Regions from separate parts of the Mus musculus genome. Here region 1 is linked to region 2. Evidence: chromatin contacts called from ENCODE Hi-C or POLR2A ChIA-PET data. All regions are on one chromosome and are shown on one strand. Each heading gives the region's core, a stretch centred on a gene start or an enhancer-like site at or near the end of the contact. The rest is flanking DNA. Distances are from core to core; before and after follow the strand shown.

Region 1 (3,882 bases), core at 819-3,318, 80 kb after region 2:
AATCAGTGCTCCTTGACTTGAGTGATGACCCCTCCTCCATAAACATTCTCCCAGATGCCCCTGATCTTGGGTAGAGGAGAAGCCCAGCCTGCCCCACCCATGGGTGGGCACATTACAGGTCCACATGTCAGCCTTCTGAAAATGACCTTGGAGTGAGGTATCTGGATGCCATCAGTTCTTTCGTAGGTAGCCATGGGACCTCGTGGTAGTTGAGGAGTGTCAGAAGGAAGAGCGTTGGGTGGAGTGAATTGGGAGAGAGAGGGAAACTGTGTTTTTTGAGAGTGTTGCGTTTGAGTGGATCTGGCTTGGGGAACCGAGCTTTACAGCAAGCTCCAGAAGGTAGCTAGGAGTGCTGGGACCAGGGCCAAGGTCACCGGGGTAGCAAAGCCAGCACCGTTGCAGAGGTAGTACTGGCAACAGGAGGTGGCAGATGCATGCTTGGAATAGCCATCGTACACGGTTTCAAAGCAGCTGGGGACACAGGACTTCCTCACCTTCATCCGGTATGGGGTGAAGTCTGCAGGGGACAGACACAAGAAGGTTACAGAAGAGAGGATCAGAACCTTGGATAGCCCAGTCTTAGCTTGTCCACCAGTGCAGGTAGAAGCCTCCCTCCAGGATGCCAGACTCACAAGTTCGTGTGGTCATACAGTAGGTGGCCATGGCTGGGCAGCGCATGGGTTTGAAGCAGTTGTCTCCATTGTAGGCACACACGTGGCACTCCAGAGCCTGGGCTGTGGATGAGGATGGGGATCAGAGAGCAGGAAGAAATCCTTTTCCTGTCAGTCAGACCCCAGCTGTCTCCAGGCAACCTCCCACTTCCACTGGCGGCCAGATCAGGACATCCAGAAGGGGAGAGAATTCTGGCCAGCCTGCCCTTTCTCCACCCACCTTTTCCCAGGGTCAGGCTTCAACCGGGTCCCTCTAGCCTCTGTCCACCTTACCCACAGGCAGGCCCATCAGGGCCACCAGGAACACTGTGAGCAGATGGGTCATGACGGAGACGTGAGGGCAGTGCCAGAGTGAACAGGAGGTCAGCAGCTGGTCCAGGATCCAGCTCAAGCCAGGGAGGAAGCAGGGCACAGAAGCCCTGCCTGAGCTCTTGGTCTCTTAGAGATAAAACATCCCTGCATAGACGATGACAGAGATTTGTAATGACAGCTGGGCTGGGGCGGGCACAAGAGCCCTCCCAGCTCAGTGGGTGTCACTGATTTCCAGTTACCTGGAGATGGGAGGAGGGAGTGGGATATGGAGCATTCCGACCAAAAGCAAGCAAAAAGGGAGGGCGGAGGGAGCTAAAGACGGGGAAAAATGGGCAACATCAATGAAAACCAGGAAGTCCCAGAGTCCTTGAATGCCAAACACAAAGAGAACTTCACCCAGGGGGTCTTTTTTTTTTTTTTTTTTTGCAGGGGATACTTGGCATGCAGTCTCTTCCTGGCAAAGCCCAGAGTGCAAGAGGCTTGCCAAAATAAGACTGGAAGCCAGGTTTGGACTCTTCGTGGGGCAGGGGTCCTTCTCGCGTTTGCTCTCACTGCGTGAAGTCTCCCCAACCCCCGTGCGCAGAGAAGTGCAGGGCTGTGTGACTCCTTCACCACAGGGGAAGGGGCCGGACGATGCTTGCCCGAGACAGAGCTCCGTAGGCTGGGTCTGGTGTTTGGGACTGTTGGAGGGGGATGTGAACTAATACTCTCCTCCCTGCCTATAGACTCGGGCCGGCCCTTGCTGTAGGGGTACCAAAATACCCTCCCGGAAGACAACCCACCCTTTATGACCCATTTTCTAGGTGCCAGCCCGGGATGCTGAAGTCCTGCCTCAGGCCTGGCCTGAGGCTCGACTGAGCCTGCCCCATCTCGGGGAGCTCCGCCCGAAAGACTGCAGTCTTGCTTGGAAGGACTCCCAGGGCGGGCTGGGTGTGGAGTGACCTCGCCCTTGCCCTTCACCACCACGATCCCTATCGTCATGGAAACTCACCCCTGGCCGCTCCCAGGTCCCTCCTGCTGTCTAACTGGGAATCTGTACACACTTCGTGCGGTGTTGGTACCGCATCGCAGGCAGGCCAAGTAGGCTCCGCCGGGGCAACAGATCCGCAGTGCCTGCTCACGACTGGCCCCGCCCACCCCGCCCCCAGGACACACGCTCCGCCCCGGAGACCGCTCAAACCCCGCCCCAGCCTGCCTTCTGTAGGCTCAGTCTCCGGGATAAACTCTTTCTGGTAATGGACCTAGTGAGCAAAGCCTGGGCATCGCTGGGCATCAGAATGCACCTACTCATGTGAAGATTCCCAGTAGCGACCCAGAGGAGAGTATACACCTCCTGAAAATTCTCCTCAGGTTTTGCCGTAGCTCTCCTCATCCCTGCTGCCCTGCCCCCACAGACCAAGCTGCACTGTGTGGGCATGCTGACTCTGGGAAGAGGCACTACCTGGAGAAGGACCTCACCGCACCTCTGCCCTTACTTGGGATCCATAGCAACGCTTTCGAGCAAGCCTTAGAGGAATCCAATGGCTGACAAGCAGTTCTTACCATCAAAAGTGTGCCACTAAATAATTGCTCTATGTAGCTAAAATTCATTTTATTTTTATTGTGTTTCAAAAGCAGCCAAATTTTAATAGTTCTTCACGAATCCTACTTTTTTTCCTGTTGTGGGAGGAAGAAAATAAAGTCTGTAGTAATAGCGAAGAGTGCATAGGGCATTCTTCCAGCAGGTGCATGCGCACATACATACAAGGGGCCTTAGAACTAAGACAAACACACCAGAGGAGTAGGAGCTGGGAGGTAGAGGCAGGTGGATTTCTGTGAGTTCAAGGCCAGCCTGGTTTACAAAGGAAGTTCCAGGGCAGCCAGGGCTCGTTACACGGAGGAACCCTGTCTTGAAAAAAAAAACAAATAAAAATAAAAACAACGGAGACAAACAACCAATAAACTCTAGTCCTTGAGAAAACATACCCGTTCCTCCAAACCATCCACAAAGACCGTGTGGCAGTGCGCAGAAATAAGATCGGCTCCCATAGAGTCATATGCTTAAATATTTGGTCCCCGATGTGGGCAGGGGGTGGGGACTAAAAGGTGTGCTCTTTTTGGAGGAGGTGTGCAGGTGGATGAAGCATCAATCCTGCATGGGGGTGGGGGAGAGAATTGAGGCTGAGCTCTCAGCTCTTCCTGCCTCCGTGCCTTTGCTCCTCCACTCCTGGGCTCCACCTTTCTGAAATGGTAAGCCAAAATTAAATGCTGTCTTTTATAAGTTGCCTTAATCGTGGTGTTTTGTCCCACCAATAGAAAAGTAATTCAGAATCTGTAGATTTCTTTTGGCAAGATAGCCATTTTTACAATGTTGATCCTGCCAATCCATGAGCATGGGAGATCTTTCCATCTTCTGAGATCTTCTTTAATTTCTTTCTTCAGAGACTTGAAGTTCTTATCATACAGATCTTTCACTTCCTTAGTTAGAGTCACTCCAAGATATTTTATATTATTTGTGACTATTGAGAAGGGTGTTGTTTCCCTAATTTCTTTCTCAGCCTGTTTATTCTTTGTGTAGAGAAAGGCCATTGACTTGTTTGAGTTAATTTTATATCCAGCTACTTCACCGAAGCTGTTTATCAGGTTTAGGTGTTCTCTGGTGGAATTTTTAGGGTCACTTATATATACTATCATATCATCTGCAAAAAGTGATATTTTGACTTCATCTTTTCCAATTTGTATCCCCTTGATCTCCTTTTGTTGTCGAATTGCTCTGGCTAGGACTTCAAGTACAATTTTGAATAGGTAGGGAGAAAGTGGGCAGCCTTGTCTAGTCCCTGATTTTAGTGGGATTGCTTCCAGCTTCTCTCCATTTACTTTGATGTTGGCTACTGGTTTGCTGTAGATTGCTTTTATCATG
Region 2 (4,158 bases), core at 605-3,104:
GGAGTGGGCTGCATCCCCGGAAGTTGAGGTTCCCTCAGCATCTCTGCTTTAGCATCTGCCCTAGGATGTCCCCTGGGTTTTGGTGCCTACTTTTTGTTGCCTTTCAGACACTTGGTTTCTTGATTACCCAAAGAGCCCTGGACACTGGAGCAGAATGAGGAAGCCAGATCGTGTTCTGTGATGGTCTGAGAGTGTAGAGGGTGAGGCCAATGGGGCTGGGGGCCAGGACCAGGGCAGACAGATGAGGGGTAGGCGGCAGGTGGGAGCCCTATGGGAAAGGGGCTTCTTGATGTTCAGTCCATGTAGCATGGTTGTGTGGCAGTTGTGAGTCAGGCCAGGTCAGTGGGTGAGTAGATGTCTGGCTGGACAGGGCATCCCTTTGGGAGTCAGCCCCAGCTCAAGTCCTAGTTGGCAAAAGCCACAGGCTGGGTGTGGCAGGCGGGCTGGGGACCCTGGGCTGGCCCCTCTATTCAGGCTGGGTCCTGTCACTGGCTACTGACTCGCTGGTAAGAGCAGGTGTGAGTGCCTCCGTCTCATCCTCTGTGGGCAGTGGGGTGCCAGAAGGCTCAGCTGCCTGCTCCAGGCCGTCCTGCACTTCCATACCCCTCTGGATAAGCTGCTCCAGGGTCTTGGGGAGTGGGTGGCGCAGAAAGCGCTTGAGTTTGGGCTGCAGGGTGCCCACCACATACTGAATGATCTCCTCCTCCTCAGCGTCCACATACAGTGTCTGGTACAGGTCCCGCTTGCGCCAGAGGAACTGGTCGAGTGGTTCACCCTGCTTCTGCGGCAGCTCCAGCTCCCGCTGAATGGCTTCACGGGAGAGTGTACCCTCACTGTATTGCAGAAACTCCTTCTTGAACTCCACCCAGTTCTTCACCGAGCCCTGCTTGAACTCCCACCACTTCTTGGCTGGCCCATTCATGTGGTTCTGGATCTGGGACAGCCAATATTCTTCAGAGCCACCCACCTGCCGCAGGTACTCTTCCAGGTGGCTCAGGAACTCCCGTGGGTCCTCGAAGATCTGTGTATCCACACCAGGGCTCGGTTGCCCATCCTCACCTGGCCCCCAAGACTGATATTGCTGAGCCTCAACTGACTCCTGTTCAGGCAGTTCTCCTGCGGCAGGTGGCGGGGTGATGGCATAGGGGCTAACGGTATAGTCATAGCCATCAGCTTCCTGGCAGTAGGGCTCTGGACCCCCCACACCTACAGAGACAGTGTGGCGGGCCGGCTCGCTGCCCACTGGGTATTTGCCGCCCATGGACTCCAGGCGGTCAGCCCACCTCTCCAGACGGTAGAAGACCTCCCTCCACACGTGCATCTCACGCTTGACCCAGCGCTCCAGGTTGGCGATGGTCTCCTGGCAGCGGCAAAGACAGGCCTTGATGGACTTCTTCCAGCGCTGTGAGTCGCCGGTGGGCACGTAGCCGTCCAAGTTGTTCTCCAGCTTGCCCACCGACCTGTGCAACCCTTTCAGCTCTCGCTCCACCTGCTTGGACACTTCGGTCAACAGATGCCGGTGGGTCCTCCGTACGTGTTCCAGCATCTCAGCTCGGCACTTACCAATCTGCAGGATCACATTGGGTTTGGCGGCCGGCCCACCCCGCGGGGCAGGGTAGGCGTGGAGGCCGCCGGTGGTCATATGGTCCAGCTCCATCTGGTCGTCGGTGCTGCGGCTCCGAACAGGCTAAGAACTCCTCTGAGGCAGAAGCCGGAAGGGAGCAGAGCCGGCGGCTGCAGCGGCAGTGGCAGGTGTGCGGTGCCGGAGGAGCTTAGCGAGTGTGGCAGGCTCGTCGCCGCTGAAGCTAGAGAGGCCCAGAGACTGCGGCTGCGGGAGAACTCGCTTGAGCTCTGCACCGAAACCGCCACCAGCGGCTATTTATGCTGCGCGGGGCCCGTGGGCGGCAGCTCGTGGAGCCCTGGCTCCCATTGGCGGCGCCCAGGCTCCGCGCCAGAGCCCGCCCGCGCCCTCTCCTGCCGCAGGCCCCGCCTTCCGCGCCTACTCGCTCCCCTCCCGTGGGTGCCCTCAAGGACCCGCCCCTTCACAGCCCCGAGTGACTAATGTGCTCTGCTGCGCGCCTCCCACCGGGAGGGATTTTGGGGACCGGAGACACTCTCCTCTACCTAGTCCTGGGCAGCGAGGATGAGGCTAAGGCAGGTTATTACCTACTGTTTGCCCTGGGGCCTCATGATCTCTTTTCTTAGGGAGCAGCTGGACGTTACCCCTCTGAATCTTTGATGCGCCCATCCTGACTCTTGCCCATCCTGACCACACAGTATGCAACTTCAGAAGTGCCTGGTAGGAATCTCTCACTCCAAACCCTTCTATCCTCAGCTGCCTTTGGTTAGCGGGACACACACACACACACACACACACACACACACACACACACACACCTACTTCCTGCCCAACCTTGCCCCAAGAGTCATAAGTCCAAATCCTAGCCTGGTCCAATATTGTTCGGGAACTCCACTCAGGCAAGGCTTTTTCTGGACCCCTTCATAGGTTTGTGGACACTGAGTGGCCCTGTCTGTGTGTCAGTGGCTGAACAGGGCCGCAGTGCCCTGAAACAGATGTATCACTTGAACCTGTACAGACACTGGGGTAGGGCATAGGGATATCAAGATGTGTAGGCAACATTGCTGAACCCTGAAGTCCCTAGGACCCAGCCACAACTGGACCAGAAGCTTCTCAAGCCTTCCAAGAGGTTAGTCCGGAGGAAGGAGGGAGGGAGAAGGAGGAAGGAGGGGAAGGAGCCTGCAGAGGAAAGCAAGATGCCATATAAGGAATGGGGCTCCGGAAGCTGAGATTCCCTCTAGAGGGAGGCCCCTTCCGATTCCCTGGCAACAGCCAACAGCGCTGTGGTGCAGTGGGGGAGGGCATCCTTCTTGACTTACACCAAGCCAGAAACACAGGTCTAGGTCTCCCATTTCCTGATGTTACTTGGGGACATATCACTGCCCACAGCAGAAGCCTACAGGGGCCCACAGACACATGGTGCCTGCAAGAACCCCCTTTCCTCTCTGCCAGCTCCCCCTCTCTCACACTCATACATACACACTGAACACTCATACCAACCAGCACTTAGCCCACTCACACCCTTCCATGTAGACTCATGCCCCCCACTCACGGCCCTCTCTGTGGACTCATGCCCCCCACTCATGGCCTTCCACACACACACCAGTGGCCCCCACTTGTAATCCACGTGTACTCACATCTCAGCTTCTCCCACCCCACTTTTGCTCACACACCTACAGAACTCTCCTAACCTCATATCCCTCAGAGCCCCCTCCTCTGTTTTCAAGAAGCTTTGGGGAGCCCTGCCTCTCTTAGAGCCAACCTGTCCCCCCTCCCCCCCCCCTCCACACACACACCCAGGGCTTCCATCCCTGAGAGGAATGTCTTTCTGGGGGAAAAAAAACTCCCCTAAAATGGCTCTCCTGGCATTTCTAATTAGAGGTGAGTAGGCGGACACAGAAGGCAGGCAGAGGGGCATCACTGCAGGGAGGGGAAACAAGCAGAGAAATTGCTAGAATAGGGACTAACTAGAGTTTTCCTATGGGGGAATCCTGGGAGCCGGGAGCTGCAGGCCTGAGTCTGGAGGGAGCTGAAGGTTAACCAAGGTCCTACGCCATGGGGTAGGGTTGACGGGGCAACTGGACCCTGGTCTGTCTGCACACATGCCAGCAGTAGCCCTTCAGTGGCCAGAGTCAGTCTCTCTGTACCCACACGGAAGCTGGTGGACAGCCCCCTAGAGTGGGGAAGCTGAGGATGAGCAGGCTGGAGAGTGCAAGGGTGTCAACCAGCTGCACTGTGGCCAGTGACCAGGATCCCCCACCCCCTGTCCGTAGGGGGGATTGGGCACAAATGGAGAAGTTTCCGAGGCTGAAGTGCTCTGACCCTCTGACCACTGCATTTCCTATCTCCATGGAGGGCAGTCCATCCAGGCCACTGACCCCGAGACACTACTCTGAGCCCCACTGGGGTGAAAAGTCACAGGAAGCCCTGCTTCCTCCTCCGGGGTCTTCAGAAGCCACGAACACAGGAGCCCAGTGACAGGTGACAGGCACAGGCAACAGCCATAGCTCCTCTGGGAACATTTAATCGCTGCCCAATTATCGCCCCAGAAGCCCTCAGCAACTCCCTTCTCGCCCCCA

What was found. Hi-C counts contacts between places; a loop is a spot of excess contacts on that map. ChIA-PET counts read pairs that join two places held with the same protein, here RNA polymerase II (POLR2A).
Region 1: a map of T-helper 17 cell shows a loop between it and region 2 (2.1-fold over the local background). The contact joins the promoter of Lynx1 here to the promoter of Arc in region 2. A Hi-C loop is called at or near these places in 1 of 37 maps with a recorded cell type or tissue (T-helper 17 cell). POLR2A ChIA-PET finds 5 or more read pairs at or near these places in 1 of 5 experiments (Patski).

The regions. Positions count from the first base shown.
Region 1 is chr15:74,750,911-74,754,792 of GRCm38, forward strand. Lynx1 (Ly6/neurotoxin 1) reads right to left here and starts at 2,069. Exons shown (of 4, transcript NM_011838.4): 1 at 1,975-2,069; 2 at 945-1,127; 3 at 633-734; 4 at 1-517. The coding sequence starts at 996. The coding sequence ends at 321.
Region 2 is chr15:74,670,716-74,674,873 of GRCm38, forward strand. Arc (activity regulated cytoskeletal-associated protein) reads right to left here and starts at 1,855. Exons shown (of 3, transcript NM_018790.3): 1 at 1-1,855. The coding sequence starts at 1,657. The coding sequence ends at 467. Gm32994 (a long non-coding RNA gene) reads left to right here and starts at 2,298. Exons shown (of 5, transcript XR_003951652.1): 1 at 2,298-2,708.